Linked DNA regions of Homo sapiens: region 1 is linked to region 2. The links are chromatin contacts, found by Hi-C or POLR2A ChIA-PET in ENCODE. All regions are on one chromosome and are shown on one strand. The core of a region is the stretch at or near the end of the contact, and the rest is flanking DNA. Distances in the headings are between cores, read along the strand shown. Region 1 has its middle 58 kb from the start of NT5M. Region 2 overlaps NT5M (5',3'-nucleotidase, mitochondrial).

Evidence for each region. A loop is a pair of places that touch in the nucleus more often than their neighbours do. ChIA-PET counts read pairs that join two places held with the same protein, here RNA polymerase II (POLR2A). Pooled maps may share reads with other maps.
Region 1: POLR2A ChIA-PET joins it to region 2 with 13 read pairs in A673. The contact joins two enhancer-like sites. A Hi-C loop is called at or near these places in 1 of 50 pooled maps. POLR2A ChIA-PET finds 5 or more read pairs at or near these places in 3 of 52 experiments (A549, A673 and K562).

What each region holds. Positions count from the first base shown.
Region 1 is chr17:17,357,856-17,364,256 of GRCh38, forward strand. No RefSeq gene overlaps it. Among named protein-coding and RNA genes, the nearest start is that of NT5M, 58 kb to the left of the region's middle. Within about 2 kb of position 4,047, at least 6 of the 41 ENCODE cell types and tissues checked have a DNase peak (open chromatin) inside an H3K27ac peak, as active enhancers do.
Region 2 is chr17:17,321,774-17,328,113 of GRCh38, forward strand. NT5M (5',3'-nucleotidase, mitochondrial) reads left to right here. Exons shown (of 5, transcript NM_020201.4): 3 at 1,412-1,472. Among named protein-coding and RNA genes, the nearest start is that of NT5M, 22 kb to the left of the region's middle. RefSeq lists an enhancer at 4,694-5,194. Within about 2 kb of position 3,683, at least 2 of the 41 ENCODE cell types and tissues checked have a DNase peak (open chromatin) inside an H3K27ac peak, as active enhancers do.

The sequences.
Region 1 (6,401 bases), core at 2,797-5,296, 36 kb after region 2:
GGTGATCCACCCGCCTTGGCCTTCCAAAGTGCTGGGATTAGAGGTGTGAGCCACCGTGCCTGGCCTAGACTCTTTCAATTCTGTGAAAAGTCATGCTGAGAAGGTGCAGTCCAGGCTCAGCTTGACTCCAGGGCTGATGCCCAGCACCTCAGGCTGCAGAGATTAAGATGCCCAGAGGCATGCAAGAAATAGAAAGGGATGGGGTAGCAGGTGACTCACACTGAAGCCTCCCCCATCATCCCAAATCCTCTAAGGGGACAAAAAATATGTTTTTAAAATTCACAACCACATTGAAAACAAGACTGGTGCGCTTGGTTGACCAGACACTATGCTGAAGGCCTTAAAGGCAGAAGAGGCTGGGGCCAATGGTGGGAGGGGGCTGGCTGCTGCGAAAAGTTGGGGCCACTGTAGGCCCCTGGGCCCTGATGGGATGATTGTTCAAGGTACTCAGTAGGAGCCACAGGTGAATTCAACCCTCTTCCTGACCACCACCACCACACACACACACACACACACACACACACACCCAGACCAAGCAGATAACACAGGTATCTGTGTTTTGAGGGAGTGGTCATCAGAAGTAATGTGAGTGCAAGGCTTGAAGGGGCAGGCACTGTCCTGGAAGGCTGGTGTGTTTAGGGAGAATGGAGGCCCCCATGCACAGAACATTAGGTAGTGGCTGGTGGTGCATTCTGCTACCCCACGAGTGGGGCAGGCTGTGGGAGAGAGCTGTGATGCTTGCAGATTGGCTAACCATGAACTTCAGACACAGAGATGAGCCTGTGAATGACAGGCAGCAAACTCCTCAATGAGAGAATTGACACCCAAGGAAAGGGAGTTAAGGCACCAGGATGAGGACTTAGAAAGGTGTACTCAGTATCCCTGGAGAGATGGGATAGGCTATTGGATCCCCAAAAAAATCAACTAGAGAATCTAGAAAGTTAAAATCTGGTCATTGAAAAAACTCCATAAATGGGATGAATAGCAGAATGGACACAGCTGACGAGCAAAGAAATGAGTAAGAGGATTGAGTTAAGGACTTCTAGAAGGCAGCATGAAAGGACAAAGAGATGGAAAGCACAGAATAAAAGTTAGGATACATGGAGGACAGAGTCAAAGTTTCATTTTCTGGTCCCAGAAGACATAACCAAAAGAATGCAGGGGAAGAAATTTTCCAGAGCTGAGACTGGCAATGTCCCAGAACTCTGCCAGTGCCTATCAGGATAAATGAAGAGGGAGCCTTTGCTGGACAGACATGTTGAAATTTCAGAACACTGGGGATAAAAAAGACTCTAAATATTTCAGACTGAAAACAGACGACTTGCAAAATAATGGAATACAGGAAGCCAGAAAAAAAGAAGAAATTATCTTTAAAACCTGAAGGAAAATAATGTCTAAGACGTTTAGCATTGATAAAATTCCTTTTTGAAAGAATTGTTAAATGATATGCCCTAGCAAGAAGAAAAAGTAATCCAAGAAACAGAGGCTGAGTGCAGTAGCTCACACCTGTAATCCCAGCACGTTGAGAGGCCAAGGCAGGAGGATTGCTTGAGGCCAGGAGTTTGAAACTAGCCTGGGAAACATAGTGAAACCCCATGTCTACAAAAAGTAGCAAAATTGGCTGGGCGTGGTGGTGCTTGCATGTAGTCCCAGCAACTTGGGAGGTTTAGGTGGGAGGATCACTTGAGCCTAGGAGTTTGAGCTTGCAGTGAGCTGTGATTGCTCCACTGCACTCCAGCCTGGGTGACAGAGGAAGACCCTGTCTTAAAAAAGAAGTGGAATACAAGAAACAATGATGAGCAAAGAAACCAACAAAACTTATTAAATCTAAGTAAGTGTTGATTGCTTGAAAATTAATAACAATCTGCAACTAAAATATTAGATATTATCAATTTAAGTGTTGAGGAGTTTGTGGAGCAGTAGAGAGTAAATGTGTGCTGAAGCTCTTGTCTTGATAGAGAGTGGATATAGATTCTAATTAACTGTAGATATTCGTAGAATAAGGTTAAGTATGTATGTGAAAATGTAAAGGGAAATCTCCAGAAAAGTAGAAGTAGTATGTATAACTTATAAACTATTAGAGGGAAAAACTGAAATGGGAAAAATGAAGTCAATCCAACAAATATCAGGAAAGAGATGAAAAACAAACCATGGGAGATAGAAAATAAAAACTTATATAAAAGGAATAAGATCAAACATTTCAATAATCACATACAATAAATGTGAATGGGTTAAATTCACCTATTCAGGAGTCTCCCTAGACCAAAAAAAAAAAAAAAAAAAAAAAAAGAAAAGAAATCCTGCCTTCAAAAAACACATATAAATCCTAATGACCCAGGAAGGTTCTAAATAGGAGAGTAGAAAAAGATATAATTTATAAAGTCCTAACAAAAAGCTATTGGTAAGCATACATCAGTATCAGACAAAACAGAGCTCAAGGCAAAAACTTGATTAAAAAAGGAAATCTGAATTCATGTTGCTAAGAGACAATCTACCAGCAAAATAAAAATGATGAAATCTTATGCTCTTAACATAGTTTCAAAATATTTAACACAAAAACTGATAGAACTATAAAGAGAAATGGACAATTTTACAATTAGAGCGAGAGACCTTAATATATTTTTCTCAGAAATTGACAGATGTAATACAATTTCTTTTTCAAACTGTTCAAATCTATATAGGTCCTATAGGTTTTTTGTCTAGGGAGACTCCTGAATAGGTGAATTTAACCCATTCACATTTATTACATGTGATTATTGAAATGTTTGAACTTATTCCTTTTATATAAGTTTTTGTTTTCTATCTCCCATGTTTTGTTTTTCTTCCCTTTCCTGATATTTGTTGGGTTGATTTCATTTTTCCCATTTCAGTTTTCCCTCTAATAGTTTACAAGTTATACGTTCTATTTTCATTTTTCTGGAGATTTCTCTTAACATTTTCTTTCTTTCTTTCTATTCTTTTCTTTTCTTTTTTGCTTTTTTTTTTTTTTGAGATGGAGTTTTGCTCTTGTCTCCCAGGCTGGGGTACAGTGGCGCAGTCTTGGCTCACTGCAACCTCTGCCTCCCGGGTTCAAGTGATTCTCCTGCCTCAGCCTCCTGAGTAGCTGGAACTACAGGCACGCACCACAATGCCTAGCTAATTTTTTGTATTTTTAGTAGAGATGGGGTTTCACCATGTTGGCCAGGCTGGTCTTGAACTCCTGACCTCAAGTGATTTGCCCGCCTCAGCCTCCCAAAGTACTGGGATTACAGGCGTGAGCCACCGTGCCTGGCCTCCCTCAATATTTTCACACACCTACTTAACCTTATTCTACCAACATCTAGAATTAATCAGAATCTATATCCACTCTCTAACAAGATAGATAGATAGATAGATAGATAGATAGACTTGAACAGTTCAAAAAAGAGTTATTTTCAGATATACATGGACTGGTTACAATATTGAAATATTGAAAAAGAGGAGATAAAGTTAGTTGTTTTGTAGACAGTATGATTATCTCATTAGAAAAGAAAAAAAAAGGACAAATGAAGAGTTTGGCAAGCTTGGCAAGCTTGTTGGATTAGAAGAACAAGGTGCAAACACCATTGCTTCCCTGGCAGTGGAAATGGGGATGAGGATGGATATGAGAGATGGCATTTGGAAGGCAGGGCAACAGGGCAGGGAGAGGGAGGACAGAGGCAGGGAAAGGGAGGACAGGCAGGGAGGGGGAGGACAGGCGCGGAGGGGAGGACAGAGGCAGGGAGGGGGAGGACAGAGGTAGGGAGGGGGAGGACAGAGGCAGGGAGGGGGAGAAGAGAGGCAGGGAGAGGGAGGTGAAGGCTGGGAGGGGGCATTCTTTGGGAAGATTGCAGAGTGTGGGCTTGCCAACATTCATTGAGTGCCAAGCATCTCCTAAGTGATGTGCATGAATGATCTCATCTAATCCCTGAGGTGGCTGCTATTAACACACCCACTTCACAGATGGAAGAACCTGAGATGCGCAGGCATGGTGAGTCCCAGCACGGCCGGGATTTGGGCTTTGGGCCCTCTGACGCTGCACAGCTGCTCTTAATCTCCACGTCATAAATGGGCTCTTCACTCTGCTCAGGGTGCTCTTCTGGGAAGAGTGTGGTTGGTTTTTCTAATTCTCAAAGAAGCATGTGATCCAGGAAATATTAAGAAGCACTGCCTCACACATTGGGATATATCCCAGCATTGGGAACATGGGGTCTGAGGGCCTGGCGTGGGGAGGACGCTGGCTGCTGTGGCCCGGGGGACGGTCCTGGGATAGCCTGTGCTGGCAGTTCCAACATTCCCATGAGTCAGCAGAGGACATCTGGTTCCAGGCTCTCGGACAAGAAGAGAGAGACCCCTGGAGCTGCCCTCTCTGGCCCCACACTGTTTTTGAGACAGGCATCTGGAGCCCAGAGAGGGGGCCACTCACCCAGGGTCCTGCAGCTGGGGGTGGCTGAGGGGCTGGGCCAGGGAGAGGCCGGACACCCCTGCCATGGTCCTACCCCATGCTGCCTGGCTGTGGCAGCCCAGCTGGCCCTCCCCCAGCCCCTCATGGCTGAGAAAACCCCCTTTCTCCTCCCCACAGCGTGACTCCCAGGAAGGAAGAGCCAGCACCCTTCCACCTAGAAGCCTGCAAAGCACCAGCACGGCCGGACGGCTTCATGCAGCCTATGGCCAGGTGGTGTGCCTTGGGCTGATTTTTTTTTTAATTGTGGCAAAATACATATTTACTATTTGAACCATTTTAAAATGTGCAATTCAGTAGCATTGTGGTCATTCATAATGTGGTGTGAGCAGCACCACTGTCTTGTTCCAGAACTTCACCACTCAGACCCACCAGCGCTCACTCCCTGTCCCCTCCCCCAGGCCCTGCGCCACCCTGCTTATTCATAGGTTTACCTATTCTGGACATTGCGTATAAATGGAATCAGGTGCTCTGTGGGCTTGCGCGGCTGGCTTCTGCCACTTAGGATCATGGAGTCGAGGTTCATTCACCTGGTAGTATGTGCCTGGCCTTTCCTTTTAGTGGCTGAATAAGATTTCTTTTCTTTTCTTTTTTTTTTGACACGGAGTCTCACTCTGTCGCCCAGGCTGGAGTGCAGTGGCGCGATCTCGGCTCACTGCAACCCCCGCCTACCGGGTTCAAGCAATTCTTCTGCCTCAGCCTCCCAAGTAGGTGGGATTATAGGCACCTGCCACCACGCCCAGCTAATTTTTTGTATTTTTAGTAGAGACGGGGTTTCACCGGCCAGGCTGGGCTTGAATGCCTGACCTCAAGTGATCTACCCGCCATCACTGTGGCCCTGGGTCAGCTCCTAGCTGGCTCCTGCTCCCACCCTTGCCCCCTAGGGTCTGTTCTCCTCCAGCCTAAGGCAACTGTCCTCCCTCCTCTGCTCAAAACCCTCTCATGGCTCACACTTTACTAGGGCAGAAGCCCAAGTCCTCACCATGGTCCTCATCGTTTGTCCATTGGCACCGCCTCTTGGGCCTCCCTGCTCCCCTCCAAGCTCCTGTGCCTGTTCTTTCCTCTCCCAGACACTCTTCCTCCTGACCCTGTGTGCAAGCTCAGCCCTCTCATGGCATCTCTAAGTCTCAGGTCTCTCAAAGAGCCTCTTCTGCTTAAACTTGGACTGTCCTCTCCTGAGCCCTTCCTTGTTGACTCACTCGTTGCCACCTCCTAAGGAAGGGAGGAAGATTTAAATGGGACATGAAGGAGCAGTAGGAATCAGCTAGCCCGGGGAGGTGGTGGTGATGGGGAAGAGGGGGGTTGGGCGTGACAACCCAGGGCAGGAGGGAGGTGGCCTTGGAGGGAGTGAGCAGGTCCATGAGGCTGTGCAAGCAGCCAGGGGCGGGGCAGGTGAGAGAGCAGGCAAGGTGGCAGGGGCTCTGTTGGCCTCGCCTGTCTCCGCCTGGCCCTCCCCTGTGGCTTCATCTTGTTATGGCATCTTGGGTCATCAGCCTCCTGCCACAGTGATGCACACACCCTGTTCCCCTGTTCCTGGGTGATTATAAACACCCTCAAGGTGACAGCCCGCCCTTCTCAGCCTCGTCTGCACCCTACAGAGTGAGCACCTGCAGGATGGGTAAATAAACAGCTGTGAGAACCAACCAGCCAATCTCACAACGAGGGGAAACCCAGGGTTAGGCAAGGTCAAGGACCCTGTAGCCCTTTTGTAGCCTTGAACTCCAGGGAGGGGTAGGGCAGCCGCTTGGTTGGGGCAAAGTGTGTATTTGAAGGAGCCAAGCAGCAGGAAGAAAGAGAAAGTAGTTCTCTATGGCTCTCCTGGGAAGTGAAGCACTTTGAAAACTTGGAGGGCTTCCTGGAAGAGGCAAACCCAAGGTAGCTGGCCCATCTCACCTCACTGGGGAAATTCTGACCCATTTCTTCCAGATCCCAGAGACTCGGC
Region 2 (6,340 bases), core at 2,433-4,932:
TGGCAGCGAAGGCTGGGCCCCAGCTGGATGAAGGCAGGCCGCTAAGCTGGGACAAGGAGGGTGTCTCCACGAGGCTGAAGAGTTGAGTACAGAATGAGATAATGCATTTGCTGAAGCGTCGTGGGTGGTGGCCAGGGAGGCAAAGCCTGAGACGAGGTTTTGGGGGGAAGTGATTCCAAGCTCCGGGGGTGACACTAGGAGAGGTATTGGAGGTTGGGTGTTTGGAGGTGGAGAGGAAGTTGTTTGGAGGTGGGGAGGGTTAGGAACTGAGCGACAAGGTGTTGGATCTGTACCTATGCACACACATATATGTGGACATGTGTGTGTCAAGTCACTGAGGATGGTGATAGAGCAGGAATGGAGAGGATGGCGAGCCAGCGAGTGAGGTGCATAAGGGACAGTAACTGGCAATGGTAGGTGACAGTGAGTAGGAAGGGCTCTAGGGGTGTGCTGTCGAGTGTGGGCATTGGCATCAGGGATCTGGAAGGAGCAGTGGAGAAGGCAGACGCTGCCCTCACCTGCCATCTCTGAAGTCTGTGGGGGATGAGGAAGAGGCAGCTGTCACTCAGAGGCGAGTTGGGGAGGTGCTCCCTTCGTGTGAGGCCAGTTTTGGTTGGGGCAGGAGTGAGGATGCTGGGGAGAGGCTGAGTCTTTAGGAGAGGGGATTGCGTGGTTGGTGGAGGTAGTGCCAAGTATCAGGTAATGAGAGGGCACACCCTGTGCCCAGGGACCCGGGAGTCTCACCTCTGCCTGTTGAGGGACGCGTTTGCCAGAGAGAAAGCGTCAGCAAAGTGCCATCTTCCAGAGGCTCAGCAAGACGTGCAGGAGGCACAGGCTCCAGTAGCGAACGCCAGCCTCATGAGGGTGTTTGGGACCAGGTGGCTCCATTAGTGAGGGCTGGGGCCCTGTGGGCATGAGGGCGCAGGCACCTGGGAGGCCATTTGGGTCAGCTCTCCCGCGGAGCTACGACCTTGGGGATGTGGCGCTCCTCACGCGGAGCCAAGCCAAGCCAAGGCCAAGCCTGTGTTTCAGGGACTCGATCACTGCAGGGCTTAGCCTGGCATGGAGTAGGCTCCTTCTCTGTGTTCTCCAGGCCAGGGGACTTGCATGCCAGAATCCTTCTTCCTCATAGATTTCTTGACTTACCACTCTGCATTGCAGGAGGCCCTCCAGTCAGATGTCCAGCCCAGAGCTGGCTGCCTGTGGCTGGGTAGGGTCATGTGGCTGCCCAGGGCCATGGGATAGGCCGACACCTCTGGTGTGGATATAGTACAGGGGAGTGGGTCTCCCACAGCAGGGGAAGGGTTCAGACTCAGAGGGTCCAGCCCTGTGAAGGCAGGGCAGGTGGTGAAGGCCTCGGGGTGGTGAAGTCATGGGGCTGCAGGCTCAACCTCCTTTCTCTTGTTGACAGCACTGACGTCTTCATCTGCACAAGCCCCATCAAGATGTTCAAGTACTGTCCCTATGAGAAGGTAAGGCGTGCGTCTGCTCAGCTGAGCCCTTACCCCATGCATCACAGGTGAGGGGTACGGGGCTCAGCCTGCCTGTGGAAAGGGGATGGACCCTCACAGCACTCCCCCACCTCTGTGACAGCGGCTTTCTGCTCCCCAAGGACCTCTCCAGCCTGAGGCTCTAGATGGGGCCTCTTATGATGCAGGTTCTCCAGGAAGGGTGCCTGTCACTGTGTCAGGTTAGCCTGGCCCAGAGTAGGCCTTTGAAGGGTGAGAACCATGCCTGGGGAGGGCCTGAAGGCACGTGGATGCATTAACATGAAAAGTCTTAAAAAGGTGAGGTGGGTAAAGTTCATTTTGCTGTATACTCACTTTATTATCTTTATTGAAAAGAATTAGAGTTGCATGAAATTGAGACCTTTCTGGAAATTGGGAACTTGCAGTTGCCAAACCCAGAGGAAAGGTCTGTGGCCCTGGAGGAGAGCACTCATGCCGGAGGGGTCAGGGCCGGCCCTCCCTGGGGACGTTGGAGCAGCTCTTCCCGAGCTGAGGAAGGCAAGATCTTCAGTCCAGAGCCCCTCCTGCTCTGGGGGCGTCAAACCTTCAGGCATGAGTTCTTTCATGTTCTTCACATGACCTTTCCGCTCTGGATTCCCATTTTTTTTGAGACAGAGTTTTGCTCTTGTTGTTGCACAGGCTGGAGTGCAATGGCACGATCCTGGCTCACTGCCAAGATCACTGGGTTCAAGCAATTCTCCTGTCTCAGCCTCCTGAGTAGCTGGGATTACAAGTGCCTACCACCACATCCAGGTAATTTTTTTTGTATTTTTAGTAGAGACGGGGTTTTGCCATGTTGGCCAGGCTGGTCTCGAACTCCTGAGCTCAGGTGATGTGCCTGCCTCGGCCTCCCAACGTGCTGGGATTATAGGCGTGAGCCACCGTGCCTGGCCTGGATTCCATATTTAAATGAAATTCATGGTCAGGCGCGGTGGCTCACGCCTGTAATCCCAGAACTCTGGGAGGCCGATGCAGGTGGGTCACCTGAGGCTGGGAGTTCAAGACCAGCCTGGCCATCATGGTGAAACCCCATCTCTATTAAAAATACGAAAATCAGCTGGGTGTAGTGGTTCATGCCTGTAGTCCCAGCTACTTGGGAGGCTGAGGCATGAGAATTGCTTGAACCTGGGAGGTGGAGGTTGCAGTGAGCCAAGATCGTGCCACTGCACTCCAGCCTGGGTGACAGAGCGAGACTGTCCCCCCACAAAAAAACTTAATTTAAAAAAAAAAAAAGAAATTCACACATTCAGCCAACATAGCGTGCCCTCTGTGTGCTCAGTGGGAATCACACTTGCTGAACAGTTGCTCTGGCATTATGTGGGTGCTTGGTGCCCACTGTTTCATCATGTCCTCATGACACCTTGTTCCCTAGTTACCCTGACATCCCTCATGATTTTAGAGAGTGGGTCTTGTTCTGTCACCCAGGCTGGAGTGCAGTGGCCACTCACAGGTGCCATCCCAGCTCACTGCAGCCTCGAACTCCTGGGCTCAAGTGATCCTCCCACCTCAGCCTCTTGAGTAGCTGGGAACACAGCTGCGCACCACGCACCACCATGGCCGGCCTTCGCTGACCCCCTTTTAACACGCTAGGAGCACGAGTTCACTTATACTTAGGAGAGAGGAGTATCTTACCTGCAGCCAGTAAATGTGGATTCAGAGTGTGGGCCAGGCCCACTGTTTCAGGTCGAGCAGTGATCCCAAAGTGAGTCCTGAGACCAGAGTCAGCATCCCTTGGAGACTCCTTAGGAGTGGACATTTTTCAGCCCCACCCTACACCTTCTGAATCAGACACTCTGGGAGTAGCAATGTGGGTCTGACGAGCCCGCCAGGTGATTCTCATACACCCTCAAGTTTAAGGATTGCGGGACTGGAGTCACTATTTCAGCTGGAGTTTCACTGGGTGGCCATGGTGGTTGACCAGCAGTTGTGGGAGTGAGATGAACGACATGGCCTCATTCATCCGTTCCTGGGGATTTAGATACTGTCTTTGTGCCAGCTGTCCCACCTGCGTTGCCTCGGCCCGGGACTGCCCTCTGAGCTCCAGACACTCAGACCCGATGTATCTGTCCCTGGGGTGCTGGTTTCCTTGTGCATGGCAGTGCTGTCTGGTGGCCTCAGGTCGGAAATCAGGGGCCGTGCTGATGTCTTCCTCTAAGCCCTCACTTCCAGCCTGTTGGTGAGTCCCATGTCCCATGGGACCGATTTCGAAAACGTGCCTGGCACCTGTCTGCTTCTGTCTCTTCTCATTGCCAGCATCTTGGCATTTACTGCCAGTACAGCTGACAGGGCCTCCTAAACTGCCTGCTCCTTTCAGTTCCATGCAGGCTGACAAGGCCCTCACAGAGCAGATCATGGCAGCTCCTGACTTGAAACCTCTGAATAGTTTCCCTTTAAAAACCACATACACCCTCCTGAGCATGACCTGCAGGGCCTGCCTGCCTCTCCACCCACTGTGCCCCCCTCTCTGTGTGCTTCTCCAGCAGCTTTTGGCTTGGAATGTTCTCCTCCCACCCCTAGGTCTGGTGCCTTCTTGTCCACGAGGCCTCGGCCCAGAAGTCTCCCCACATTTCGTGACCATCATATTGAAGTGTATTCTTTCTCCATCTTGTTTTTTGGATGACACTTCCCACCACTTGAAATGGGTTTGTGTTTTCGTCTGTGGCTTGTTCTTGGTCCATCTCCTGACTGGGCTGGGACCTGTGCAGGCTGGGCTCTCACCCTCCTGCCCACTGTCAAGCCCAGCACCCAGCGCAGGGTGGCACACTGGGAGGACTCAGCGTTTGTTGTTAAATGAGTAGATTCATTTGTCCAACAGAGAGTTATTAAACACCGGCGAGTACAGTGCTTGCCATTCATTTGACACCTTTGATACGCCAGGCAATGTCCCTTTATTCTCACTTTTGAGGTTTACAACAGCTGCCTGTGAAACAAGAAAACTCTTCTGATTTGACAGATGAAGAAACTGAGGCTCAGAGGGATGAGGCAGCTCATTTACCAGGTCTGACGCTTGGCCAGCCAGTGAGGCCTGCTCCGGGTCTGCCTGTCAAGAGCCTGTGCCCACCGCCAGTGTGTTCCCCTGGAGGTAGCCTGCATTCACTGGAGAGGATTTGGAAACCGCGCATATTTAAGAGGAAAGGGATGTCAGGACCCCAGTCACAGTAACATCAACAGGCTCTGGCTCACTTGAACAAAGGCAGGACTGATTAGAAGGATATTGCCTTGCTCAGGGAATCAAAGGGAAGCCCGAGGAAGCAGGCCTGAGGCCGTAGGGGCAGAGCCCGCAGACCGTCTCTCCAGCAAACAGCCCAAGACGCTGAAGCGCCCTTTCTCCATCCTTGGGTTTCATTGCCCAAGATTCCTAGTCCCCAGGAGAGGGAGGCCCATCAGCTGAGCTTGGGTCCCACACCCAGCCCTGGGTGCCCTGATGGACTGTCCTAAAAGGCTGCAGTTGGTGGCAGAGGCGTGGCTTCCCAGAGGAGTTGAGATGCTGTTGCCAGAAGAAGGGTCACACTCATAGTGGATGTCCTGATCAAACTAAACGAAAGAGCAAAGGCAACAAGAATCCACATCTACAATCCCACCACCTGGAGAGAGATGCTGTTAGCACTTTGATCTGGTTCTTTCTAGTTTTTTTGTGGGGGAGTAGGGGAGACAGGGTCTCACTATGTCACCCAGGCTGGAGTGCAGTGGTGCGATCTCGGCTTACTGCAACATCCGCCTCCCAAGTTCAAGTGATTCTCCTGCCTCAGCCTCCTTAGTAGTTGGGATTACAGGTGTGCGCCACCACACCCGGCTAATTTTTTTTTGTATTTTTAGTAGAAACAGGGTTTCATCATGTTGGCCAGGCTGGTCTCTAGCTCCTGACCTCGTGATCCACCCATCTTGTCCTCCCAGAGTGCTAGGATTACAGGTGAGCCACCACACCCAGCCCTCGTTTTTCTTTGATGCGTATTAAATATAATACATGTATTTTAACAAAGCTTTCATCCAACATAGTTATCCTTTTCTGCTTATTAATATATTTTTAGCCTTTTTTCTGTCATCAAACACTTCAGAAACATGATTTTTTTTTTTTTTTGTGAGACAGGGTCCAGCTCTGTGGCCCAGACTGAAGTGCAGTGACACGATCTTGGCTCACTGCAACCTCTGCCTCCTGAGTTTAAGTGATTCTCATGCCTCAGCCTCCCAAGCAGCTGGGACAAGTGTGTGTCACCATGCCTGGCTAATTTTTTATATTTTTGTTCTGTTTTGTTTGAGACAGAGTCCTGCTCTGTCACCCAAGCTGGAGTGCAGTGGTGCAATCTCAGCTCACTTCAACCTCCACCTCCTGGGTTCAAGTGATTATCCTGCCCCAGCCTCCTAAGTAGCTGGGATTACAGGTGCGTGCCACCATGACCAGCTAATTTTTGTATTTTTAGTAGAGACGGGGTTTCGCTATGTTGGTCAGGCTGGTCTCAAACTCCTGACCTTGTGATCCACCTGCCTCGGTCTCCCAAATGCTGGGATTACAGGCGTGAGCCACCACGCCCGGCCAATTTTTTTGTATTTTTAATAGAGATGGGGTTTCACCATGTTGGCCAGGCTGGTCTCAAACTCCTAGCCTCAAAGTAGTCTGCCCATCTCGGTCTCCCGAAGTGCTGGGATTACAGGTGTGAGCCACCATGCCCAGCCAGAAACATGATTGTTAATAGCTGAAGACGTCTAGTGAGTAAGCCTTTGTATGGTCATGTTCTTAGGGTGAATTCCAAGAAATACAATTCCTGGGTCACGCGAGGAAAGGTAGGGTTCGGGTATATATCACACAGAAATTTGTATTCATTTCCACTGTACCA